Regions from separate parts of the Homo sapiens genome. Here region 1 is linked to region 2. Evidence: chromatin contacts called from ENCODE Hi-C or POLR2A ChIA-PET data. All regions are on one chromosome and are shown on one strand. The core of a region is the stretch at or near the end of the contact, and the rest is flanking DNA. Distances in the headings are between cores, read along the strand shown.

Evidence for each region. Hi-C counts contacts between places; a loop is a spot of excess contacts on that map. ChIA-PET counts read pairs that join two places held with the same protein, here RNA polymerase II (POLR2A). Pooled maps may share reads with other maps.
Region 1: a loop to region 2 is called in a map of CD4-positive, alpha-beta memory T cell, with 18 times the contacts of the local background. The contact joins two enhancer-like sites. A Hi-C loop is called at or near these places in 36 of 168 maps with a recorded cell type or tissue (A673, CD4-positive, alpha-beta memory T cell, CD8-positive, alpha-beta T cell and 21 more), 37 of 37 single-sample maps with no recorded cell type and 30 of 50 pooled maps. POLR2A ChIA-PET finds 5 or more read pairs at or near these places in 4 of 52 experiments (GM12878, Panc1, T-cell and 1 more).

Annotation. Positions count from the first base shown.
Region 1 is chr1:70,130,890-70,137,105 of GRCh38, reverse strand. LRRC7 (leucine rich repeat containing 7) reads right to left here. Exons shown (of 27, transcript NM_001370785.2): 27 at 1-6,216. Among named protein-coding and RNA genes, the nearest start is that of LRRC40, 72 kb to the left of the region's middle. RefSeq lists an enhancer at 2,666-2,960. Within about 2 kb of position 2,767, at least 3 of the 41 ENCODE cell types and tissues checked have a DNase peak (open chromatin) inside an H3K27ac peak, as active enhancers do.
Region 2 is chr1:70,485,395-70,491,619 of GRCh38, reverse strand. No RefSeq gene overlaps it. Among named protein-coding and RNA genes, the nearest start is that of CTH, 77 kb to the right of the region's middle. Within about 2 kb of position 4,292, at least 5 of the 41 ENCODE cell types and tissues checked have a DNase peak (open chromatin) inside an H3K27ac peak, as active enhancers do.

The sequences.
Region 1 (6,216 bases), core at 1,518-4,017, 350 kb after region 2:
GATACATATATACAAGGGACAAGAACTTTCCTTCCTGAGATAACAGAAAACGTTCCTTGGGTCATATTATAAAAGCAATAGAGCCGAGGATGGTGGCTCATGCCTATCATCCCAGCACTTTGGGAGGCTGAGGTGGGAGGATCACTTGAGCTCAGGAGTTCGAGACCAGCCTGGGCAACATAGCAAGACTCTGTCTCTGCAAAAAATAAAAAATTAGCCAGGAGTGGTGGTGCATGCCTATAGTCCCAGCTACTCAGGAGGCTGAGGTGGATCACTTGAGCCCAGGTGGTCAAGGCTGCAGTGGGCCATGATCATGCCACTGCACTCCAACCTGGGTGACAGAGCAAGACCCTGTCTCAGAAAAAAAAAAAAAAAAAAAAAAAAGGCATTAAAAAAGCAATAAAGCAGAAAGAAAGCATTTGCCATTTTATTAAACTGTGAGAGAAGGTGACAATACAGTGTTCTTTCCTCATATTTTGTACCTACACGATAGCATTTATTAGACTTTTTGTGTGTCTCCCCACTAGACTGTGTTTCTTGAGGGGTAGGACCATGGCTTATTTATATCTTCCATTGTTCTTATAATAGAATTTTGAACATAACCCCTTGTTCATTAACATTTGTTGATTAAATTGAATGCACAGTGAGAAAAAGGCAAATTGTTTTAACAGTTAAATAATTTTTTAAAAAAGGATAAACATATAGATTGGCTAGAGGACAAACCTTAGAATGGTCCGGAGGCAGACTTACAAGAGAATTACTTAAACATCTCTCGATTCAAACCTACAGGTCTGGATGAATACTCAAAATATAAGTATATATTTTGGGGTATAGGTGAACCTGCGGGGCATATTTATGGCAAGACCAAGCAAAAGAAGAAAATATAGTCCCTTCACTTTGAGTAGTTTATGATGACCTAGGGCCCTAGGTGACAGGGATAGTAACTATCATTTTTTGGGAAACGTGGAAATGCAAAAAAAAAAAAAATTGCCTGATAAGATATATAGACACACACACACACACACACACAGACACACACACAGACACACACAGAGAGAGAGAGATATTAATTCCCAAGTTTGAATTTCTCTGGGAAATGGCCACAAAGAAATGCCTGAACTGTTTGCTAGCAACATTCATGGTTTTATAAAGAATATAGCAGTGATGTCCTGCTAGAATATCTGTCTTGATCATAATGAGACTGTGAGAACCTATCAAGTGCAAGATACCCGTTGCTTAGTCAAACGATTCTACAAGTATGGCTGAAGATTTATATCCCAAAACTGGCTATCAAAGATGGCTGGTTTAAAACAATCAAGACAGTATAGACAAATATTACAGGGCAAGAATAGTTTGGATGATGATATCCTAGAGAAAAAATCACTTTTAGAGAATGGGACTTGTTCACTATCTAACAACTTTCTCTTTTACAGATTCTAGCTTAATGATCATCAATAAAAGTGAAGTCTTGAATATGATGGATATTCACTTATTTGTCAGGGAGGTGACACAGTTGGACAAGCAGCACCCTTGGAGTCGGGGTTGGGGAGGAGTGCGTGAGATGTTTCAAAAGGATCTCAGTGCATTTTAAGTGACAGCTTCTCCTGCTCTCTTCTCTTCCCACAGCTGCTGGGGGTCCTGCACCCCAACCCAGCCTAGATGATATTTCCATTTGTTGTACCTAAAAGCAGAGCTTTTTACATCTTTACATCTTTACCTCATGACAGAACTAAAAAAATGATGTTTGTTCTACAGTATGGCACGGAGATGGGTAAAAAAGTGAAAAGAATAAGCCACAAGCCCCCGTGCTTTGAGGAGATGATCATAGCCTGCTCCTGGGGAACTATGCTAGTGGCTGGATAGCAAGCACTGACCTAGAGGTTGCTCCTAGGAATAAAAAATTAAGATTATCCATAGAAGACAAAGAAAAAAATACTTCGCTAATAGTGGATACCAAAAATCTGAGGTAGTGCAAAAGAAAAGAAAGGAAAAAAGAAATAAAAAGCGCAACTGGAATACATACATACAAACTTTCAAGACGTTTTCTCTTATACTCTTCAGTAAAATTCTATGTAATTTTCATTCTAGTATTTAAATAGTTCTGGATTTTACAACTAAACCTATCATTAAAAGGTTATGGAAAATAGAAGGAATAAAAAAGATGAAATAGAACATCAGGCAAATCAAAAACTCAAAAGCTGTATCCAAAACAATGGTGGACACCTGCCGTATTTGCTTTAAAATGGGTGGCACTGTTGTGTACAATTTAAATTTGTTAAGGAGATATTTAACTTCTCTGAAAAGAGAGGAAGAACACTTGGTAAACAAACCCAAAATGGTGCACTAAAATTGGCAGGCTTGAGGTCAGAAAGAACTTACAAAATATTAACCCCCAAAGAAGGTTAAATTGAATTTGCTAAGAAAGAGTATTCTGTATTAGTATCTGGTGATCATGTGGCTAGAAGGAAATTGTTTTTTTTGGAGGAAAACACCAGAGGATATAAATGGCTTCACATAAACTTTGGGAAAGAACACCTTGTCTTCCCTCTACCTTTGCTCCGGGTTGGAAGAAAAAAAGATTAAATGGTTGGCAGGGGAACACCTGAAACCCATATAAGTAGGGCTTTGATGGAATTAGCAAAGAAGAAGCTCAGACCAGGAGGCTGGCTAAGCTGTGAGGGTGAGGATATAATTAGCTTAGAGGAAGTAAACAAAAACATTTGGCCTTTTTAGCAATGATCCAGCCATCAGAGGCCCTGGAATTTCAAATGACTAAGAAGAACCAAAATAGCTTGAGGACACATGTCACCAAGGCCGCCAGGGGTTCTCTGCCTTCAGCACCCAGATATTCCCACTGAAAGGAGAGAGGCTGGGGAGATTGCAAACTACCTTGGGAATCCAATGATCACTTTGTGAGAGACATTTTGAAATACATTTCGAAATACATTTCTTATTCACTTCATAATAAAATAAAATCTGATTGTCATATTATGCTGATTACTCATACACATAAATAAAATGAAAAATTAGGCGTTTATTGTAGATGCCTAGTTATTGCCAGATGGAAATAAAGCTATACCCAGATGCACACATATTCAGATTGGACTAGTTTTAGAATTACATAAAGAAGGCTAGGCAAACTTAACCACAGTTCCTGATGTTTAAGTTTTGGAAAGTTAACTTTAAAAATAAATTTTGAGTAACTTGAGACAAATCTATTCCCACATACTTGGAATGGGCATACCTGAAGGAAGTGTGGCTAAAATAATGGGAGATAGGAGCAAAATATTTGGAAAACACAAGTTAGAGAAGAACTATTAAACTGGTGGGTATAATAATTAAACTGAACAATTAAGGAACATCAAAACTTTAAACAATCAAGCCTCACTGAGAAAGTGGTTTCTGTCTCATTAGGTTTTGGGTGATTGATACAATCTGAGAGGTTTAGTAAAAAAACATATAAACTGCCTAAAATAAGCTCAAAGCTCTTGTTTTTTTCTTAAATTGTGTAAATTTAGAGCATTGTTTCAAATTTTCTCAAAGGAGAAAGGAAAGGGGTGTTGTTAGCAATTGTATCAGCACAAGGGGCATAAAAACAGACTGTGTAAGGCCATCCCAGCACTTTGGGAGGCCGAGGCGGTCGGATCGATAGAGCCCAGGTGTTCAAGACCAGCCTGGGCAACATGGAGAAAACCTGTCTTTACTAAAAATACAAAAATTAGCCGGGCGTGGTGGTGCATGCCTGTAGTCCCAGCTACTCGGGAGGCTGAGGCAGGAAAATCGTTTGAACCCAGGAGGTGGAGGTTGCAGTGAGCCGAGATCGCGCCACTGCACTCCAGCCTGGGCGACAGAGCGACACTGTCTCAATACAAACAAACAAAAAACACCCACGACAACAACAAAAATCGGACTGTGCTCCCCCAAGCCAGAGAATTGCCAAGGCTGGGATTTAAAATGTAGATATGAGGTCTCCATCTAGTGGTGGCTCTTCTGAACTGCAGACACATGTTTCTTTAAAAGAGTATGCGGATGTGTACAACTAAATATGAGGATAGTATTTGTCAGAGTTGAACGCAGTAATTTAAACTAGAGGATTTTATTGAGATGAAACACAATTTGTTGCTTTATAAGGGTGGGTTACAGAGGGAAATGTTCACCCCTTCGCTCCAGGAATTTAAGAATAGCATGAATCCTTCCCTGAAGATAGACAAATGAACCAGATCCTCTCAAGGTCCCTTTCTGTCTTATGATAGGACAATAATTTTGCTCCTTTCTCCACAGAGCTTTTACCTGTAGCCACACTGTCTGACATTAGTCTTTATTTAAGAAAAGTACGGCCGGGCGCGGTGTCTCACGCCTGTAATCCCCGTACTTTGGGAGTCCGAGGCAGGTGGATCACGAGGTCAGGAGTTCAAGACCAACCTGGCCAAGAAGGTGAAACTCCGTCTCTACTAAAAATACAAAAAATTAGCCGGGTGCAGTGGCAGGCGCCTGTAATCCCAGCTACTCGGGAGGCTGAGGCAGGAGAATCGCTTGAACTCGGAGGGCGGAGGTTGCAGTAAGCTGAGATCGTGCCACTGCACTCCAGCCTCCAGCCTGATGACAGAGTGAGACTCCGTCTCAAAAAAAAAAAAAAAAAAAAAAAAAAGAAAAGAAAAGAAAAGAAAAAAGAAAAGTACTCTGGTAATTTTTAAAAATGAGATAACTTTTTTCCTTGTTCTGAGAAGTTGTATGACTAAAGCATTACCTATGACGTTAGACAAAAATAGTTTCTAGAAATGAATAGCAATTAAACTAAATATATTTCTAATATGCACCTTATTTTTCACTGTAAATTCTTCTTTTGACATCTGGAAGAGCAGGAGGGAAGGCAGAAACCAAGAAGAGCTGAACGATTACTCCTCTGGCCAAGAGAGAGCAGAGAGAGAGGAAGGGAATTCAGGGCTGTCTGAAGAAGGGGCATGGTCACCAGAACGAAGAGACTGGAGGATATGCCTGAATCTGATTTCTTTTATCCAGTTCCTCTCTGATTCTCTGTATCAGTCCTCTATTGCCCTTCTTTTGTCTTTCTCATTCTTTCTTCCTTAATAACTTATTAATTCCCCTCTTTCCCAGCCCTAGTCTGTTCTTGTTCCTTACTCACTCATTATTCTCATTATTCTAAAATGCTCTTACTTAAAAATATTTCATTAAAGTACTCTTACTATTCTAAAATATTCTTACTATCCTAAGATAATGTCACTCTCTCAATTAATATTTCACTTTTCCAGTTCATTTTTCATTTATTTTTGTTCAAAGAGACATTGGCATTCTTTTACCCATGTAAATGTATAGACACTGGGCTATAAGATACCAAAGAGTAGGCCCCTGGAGAGTTTGAGGCATCATGCTATCAAAGACAGCAATGGTGGCTGTTTCCTTCAAGATATACTATGACTTTATCTAAATCTTTCTAAATCAAAAATTTTATGAGAAGAAGACATAATTAACTTGATAGTTATCAAGTTCTCTTTATACAAAGAAATTAAAAAGCAGAGGTAGAATAAGAGTAATTAATATTAATAGTATAAGTAAAAGAGTCAATGACAAAACATTTAATGTTTCGGAATATTTCACTCAATTCTGGAGTTACTTAGCTATGAAACCCAAATAGAAAGACATGGGAAATAGTTTTGTGAGAAAGCTAGGACAGAAATGTTTTACTTGAAAGGAAATTAAGGTCCCATGAGGTAATAAAGGGATTGTGGTTAGGAGCTTACCAACCTGGGGGTCTTAGATATCATTAGATTCCCAGTTAGATATCATTTTTGTTTTAAGGGGCTGGATTCCATTTTTTGTCCCTTCAGGGGAAGGATCTAATGAAGCCAAAGATCATGGCAGTATAAATAGCATGCTTTCTTTCTACTTTGAGATCAACAGGCCAGATTCTATCTCTATAAAAGTTTGGGAGGGGTAACATGGTTTTGTCAAGGTAACCCTGATTTTTTTTCTGTGCTCTATCTAAATAGTTAATCATATCAATTATATAGCTTTTACAGTGGCTTGATAATTTTGGCTGAACTATATGACATCTTCACTTTAGGGATATAGGGGGTGGGATCTATTCATGAAATGATGCCAAAATGCAGTGTGTAAACATTGTCATGCTCAACTGTGGCCAACAGCCTGTAGACAGACTATTCTTTTATCTACTTAAAGGACGGGCAGCATTTGGCA
Region 2 (6,225 bases), core at 3,043-5,542:
CATCTCATTATTCATTTTGGTCTTTTCAAGTTTTCTATTTCTTCATGGTTCAATCTGGATAGGTTGTATGTGTGCAGAAATTTATCAGTTTCTTCTAAGTGTTACAATGTCTTGGTATATAAATGTTCATAATACTCTCCAATTATCCTTTGTATTTCTACACTATCAGTTGCAATGTTTTCTTTTTCATCTGATTTTATTAATTTTGGTCTTCTTTCTTTTTTCTTAGGTTTGTCAATTTTGTTTATCTTTTCCACAGGCAACTTTTTGTTTTTGTGATTTTATGTATTTTTTTAGTCTCAATTTCATTTATTTCTGCTCTAATTGTTATTGTTTCTTTTCTTCTACTGATTTGGGGTTAGGTTTGTTCTTGCTTTCCTAGTTCCTTGAGGTGTGTATTAGGTTGTTTATTTGAAGCCTTACTACTTTTTTGATGTTGAAGTTTATTTCTATAAACTTCCCTCTTTGTACCACTTTTTCTGTATCTCATAGCTTCCTGTATATTGTGTTTGCATTTTTATTTGTCTCAATAAATTTTTAAATTTTCTTCTTAATTTCTTCATTAACTCGTTATTCTTCAGAAACATGTTTACTTTCCACATATTTGTCCAGTTTCCAACATTCCTCTTGTTATTGAGTTCTAGTCTTATTCCATTGTGTTCAGAAAAGTTACTTAATATGATTTTGACACTTTTGAATTTACTGAGTCTTGTTTCATGACCTGACATACCTTCAAGAATGTTCCATATGCTGATGAAAAAAATCTGTATTCTGCACCAGTTGGATGAAATGTTCTGTAAATATATGTTAGGCCCTTTTGGTCTGAAGTATAGTTTAACTCCAATGTTTCTTTAATGATTGGTAATCTGTTTATTGCCAAAAGAGGGGTGCTGAAGTTTCCTACTGTTATGTATTGCATCCTATATCTCCCTTTAGATTTTTTAATATTTGCTTTATATATTTGAGTGCTCTGATGTTGAATGCATACATGTTTACTATTTTTACATCATTTTGCTGAATTGACCCCTTTGTCGTTATATAATAACCTTCTGTCTCTTACAGATTTTGATTTAAAGTCTATTTTATGTAATATAAGTAAAACTACTCCTGCTGTTTTATGATTTCTATTTTCATAGAGTATCTTTTATCATCTTTTGTCTTTCAGTCTATATTTTTTTAGAGGTGAAATGAGTTTCTTGTAGGAAGCATATAGTTGGATCTTAATTTTTAATACATTCAGCCATTCTATGTCTTTAATTGGAGAATTTAGTTCATTTACATTTAATGTTATATTGATAGAAAAGGATTTACTACTGCCATTTTGTTACTTGTTTTCTAGTTGTTTTGTAACTCCTGTCTGTCTTCCTTTTCTTACTGTCTTCCTTTGTGGTTAATTGACTTTCTCTAGTACTACGTTTCAATTTGTTGCTTTTTATTTTTAGTGTATCTATTATAGATTTTTGCTTTGTTATTACCATGAGACTTGCAAAAAAATAGTTATAACAATCCTATAGGCCAGGCACAATGGCTTACACCTGTAATTCCAGTACTTTGGGAAGCTGAGGCAAGAGGATCACTTGAGCCCAAGAGTTCAAGACAAGCCTGGGTAACATAGTGAAACTTCATCTCTACCAAAAAAAAAATCAAAAAATGAGGCAGGAGGACTGCTTGAGCCCAGAAGTCGAGGCTGCAGTGAGCCATGATCTCACTGCACTCCCGCCTGGGCGACAGGAGTCAGACCCTGTCTCAAAAAAACAAAAAAAAACAAAACTTATCATTATAACAAGTTATTTAAAACTGTTTTCAACTTAATTTTCATTGCAAATAATAATAATAATAAAGACAAACAATCCTCCCCCAAGAAAAACCTGTACACATTAACTCCCTTCTCCCACAACATTAAAAATTTTTGATGTTACAATTTACATTTTTATATTGTATATCTCTTAACTGATTGTTTTAGTTTTTTTGTTTTTGTTTTTTGAGATGGGGTCTCGCTCTGTCACTCAGGATGGAGTGCAGTGGCATGATCTCGGCTCACTGCAACCTTTACCTCCTGGTTTCAAGCGATACTCATGCCTCGGCTTCCCAAATAGCTGGGATTACAGGCACACACCACCACGCCTGGCTAATTTTTGTATTTTTAGTAGAGATGGGTTTCACTATGTTGGCCAGGTTGGTCTCAAACTCCTGACCTCAAGTGATTTGGCCACCGCGGCCTCCCAAAGTACTGGGATTACAGGTATGGGCTACCGCACCTGGCCATTATTATTTTTAATAGTTTTCTTATTCTTTTAGTCTTTTTACTAAAGATATCCATAGTTGAAACACTATGATTTCAACATTAGTACAACAATCACGTTAGCATCCTTTCCGCTCAGATTGAAGAACTCCCTTTAGTGGTTCTTTTAGGACAATTCTGATAGCAATAAATTCCCTCAGGTTTTGTTTCATTTGTTCCTCTTCATTTCTGAAGGATAGTTTTGCTAGGTACAGTGCTCTTGGTTGACAGGGTTTTTTTTTCTTTTAGCACTCTGAATATATTTCGCTTCATCCCAGCCTATAAGATTTCTGCTGGGAAGCCTGTCGCCAAGTGTATTGGATCTTCCTTACATGTTATTTGCTTCTTTTCTCTTACTGCTTTCAGAATCATCTTTTTGTCTTTGACCCTTGAGAGTTTGGTTATATGTCTTAGGGTAATCTTATTTGAGTTTAATCTGATTGGTGACTTTTGACCTTCTTGTACCTGGATATTTATATCTTTCTCCAGATTTGAAAACTTTTAATTATTATTATTTCAATCTTCCTATTAAATATCTCTGATAAATTTCTGAATTATCTCTATTTTCTTGAAATTTATTGATCTTCCTAAAAACAGCTTTTTTAAATTATTTGTCTGAGAGATCACACATCTCTATCACTCTAGAGTCAGTCTCTGGCACCTTATTTTCTGGGGAGGTCATATCTTCCTGAATGTTCCTAATACTTGTGGATCTGTGACAACGTCTGTGCATTCAGGGATTGGATGTTTATTTTAGTCATTGCAGTCTGGCTTTGTTTGTGCCTGTCCTCCTTCAAAAGGCCTTCCAGGGATTCTAAGTATACTGACTGTATTAGTTCATTCTCATACTGCTATGAAGAACTGCCCAAGACTGGGTAACTTATAAAGGAAAGAAGTTTAATTGACTCATAGTTCCACATGGCTGGAGAGGCCTCAGGAAACCTACAATCATGGCAGAAGGCACCTCTTTACAGGGTAGCAGGAAGGAGAAGAGCAAGTAGGGAAAATGCCAGGCACTTATAAAACCATCAGATCTCATGAGACTCACTAATTATCATGAGAACAGCATGGAGGAAACTGCCTCCATGAACTAATTACCTCCACGTGGTCCCGCCCTTGACACGTGAGGATTATAGGGATAATGGGGATTGTGGGGATTACAATTCAAGATGAGATTTTGAGTGGAGGCAACAGCGAAACCTTATCACTGACTGTTGTGTTTTTTGAGACTGCGGCCATTGCAACCATCTCAACACTAGAGGATGCTCTAAGCCCAGGTTTGCTATGAGTCTCATGAGAAGGTGGCATGGCTTTCTGGCCCAGATAGACCCAGGGAAGACCCAAGGAGGGTATTGGGGCTGTATGGGAATTCTGGCCAAGGTCTTGAGTCCAGAAGACTGCCCTGGTGGCCCAGACATGTATACCTCCCAGCATGCCTCTGCACAGTCAATATGTGTCCTGACTGCAGCGTGAGGGACTGGTGTTGAAACTGGGCCTCTTTGGGATCTGCTGGCAGGCCCAATTCATTGACTGTAATGTGCATGCATCACCCAAAAGGTCCCTACACAACTAGGGTCATTCGTCAAATACAACAGCAGTGGCTGGAGATGAGACTGGGCCCCAATGTGGAAGGGATAGCACGCCTTCCACATTGACTCAGACAGGTATGCATCTCTCAGCATGTGCCTGCACAAACAAGATAGTTCCTGGCTGCAGCAGGAAGGACTAGAGCTGAGACCAGGCCCCCTTGGGATCTGCTATGGGACAGAGGCTAGAGAGCTCCATCTTAACTCAGAGGGGTGGGTGTTGCCCAGCAAGTTACTTTGCAGATGCAGTATTTCCCTGACTGCAGCTGGAGGGGCCAGAGCTGAAACTTGGCCTCCTCAGGTTCTGTTGTGGGATAGAGGCTGGAAAGCCCTGACTCATTGGCTCAGAATGTGCATGTGTCTCAGAAAAACCCTGAACAGATGGAATAGTTCCCTGATTACAGCAAGAGGGGTCAGAGCTGAGACTGTGTTTTGGCAGGAGCTCCTGTTGGACAGAGGCTGGAGAGCTCATCTCACAGGGCCAGAAAGGTGCTTGTCTCCCAGCAGGTCTCAGTTCAGGCAGGATAGCTTCCAAACTCCAGCAGGAGAGGCCAGAACTAAAACTGGGCTCCCTCAGGATCTGCTGTGATGCAGAAGCTGGACAGCCCAGTCTCAGTGACTCAGAGGCAGGTGTGTGTGTCTCCCAGGACTTCCCTGCACAGATGAGATAGTTCCCTGATCGCAGAAGGAGGGCCCTGAGCTGGGACTGGCTCAGGGTCTGCTGTGGGATCAAGGTTGGCAAGCACATCAGGGAGGCTCAGACTACCAGACTGCAAGAGATGGGTAAGTATCCCTCTGGGCCCTTTTATAAGCAGCTCTGAGCTGGGACCTCAGCTGAAGAAGGCTGGGCCAGAGCCATACAGCAACTTTCAGGTTCCATGCCCAGACTGATATCAGCAGGCAGACTAACCTTTCTGCCAAGGAACTAGTGTGCTCAATTCCTTCTGGACCCCTTGGCAGATGGTTTTGGTTGCAGGCTCAAAGCCAAATGGAACTAGAGCCAAGCACCTTGGAGGACTAGGCCACTTCTGGGCTTGAACCCAGGTGCAAACTTGGTGAATCAACCGCTTGACAGCACTGTCAGTCTGGACTCTCAAAACGATCCTTCTAGGTCTTGGACTCCATCAGGGTTTCACAAGCATCTACCTGAATACTGAGGCTCTTATAGAGTGACTTTTAACTATGTCTTGGTGTAGATTTCTTCTTGTTGGGAGGATATAAGAGGGTTACCTTCTATTCCACTATCTTGGTGATGTAATCTGCCTCCATTTTTGCTCATTTTTGTTTGTTTGTTTGTTTCTTTTTGACACATGGTATCATTCTGTTGCCCAGACTGCAGTTTAGTGGAGTGATCTCAGCTCACTGCAACCTCTGCCACCTGGGCTCAAGCAATCCTCCCACCTCAGTCTCCCAAGTAGCTGGAACTACAGGCATGTGTGACCACGCCCGGCTAATTTTTATATTTTTTGTAGAAATGGGGCTTCACCATGTCACCCAGGCTGGTCTCAAATTCCTAGACTCAAGTGATCCGTTCGTCTTGGCCTCCCAAAGCGCTGGGATTACAGGTATCAGCCACCACACCCGGCCCATTTTTGCTCATTCTTATCTTTTCATCAGACATACCACCATCCTCACAAACACCTGCTGGTTGAAATGTTGTTCATATTAGTTTTTTGTTACTGCTGAAATAAATTACTGCAAGTTTAATAGCTTCAAAAACACAGATATATTATCATAAGGTTCTTTAAGTTCACAGTCTTACATGGTCTCACCGGGCTAAAATCAAGGTGCTGCATACCTTTCTGAAGCTCTGGAGGAGAATCCACTTTCTTGCCTCTTCTGGTTTCTAGAGCCTCCTGCATTCCTCAGCTTATGTCCACTTTTACTTTTACTCTGTTCTAAGTCGGCAATGTCATACCTCTGTGATCCTACTTCTGTCTTCTGCTATCACATCACTCTCTGACCACAGCCTCTCCCCGTCTCAAGGTTCTTAACCTTAACCACAAAGTCGAAGTCCCTTTCACCATGTAAGATAACATATTCACAATTTCCAGACATTAGGATATGGACATCTTTGGGGGTCCACTATTCTGCCTACCATACTGCTCATTCATTTGCAGCCATAACATTCTAACGCATAGTTAGTGGAATTATAATTGGGAAATTGGATGGTAGTTCCAAACATACTGAAATTAAATGTATACATTCATTTTAACTCCATGTAACTTCACACCTGTGAAGTGTATGCCACAGAAATACTTAGACATTTATTCATTTAACATACTTAAAATATGTTACACTCCAGGTATTTTTCCAGTTGCTAGGAAAAAAGAGAAAGCCCTTGACCTCAAACCACTA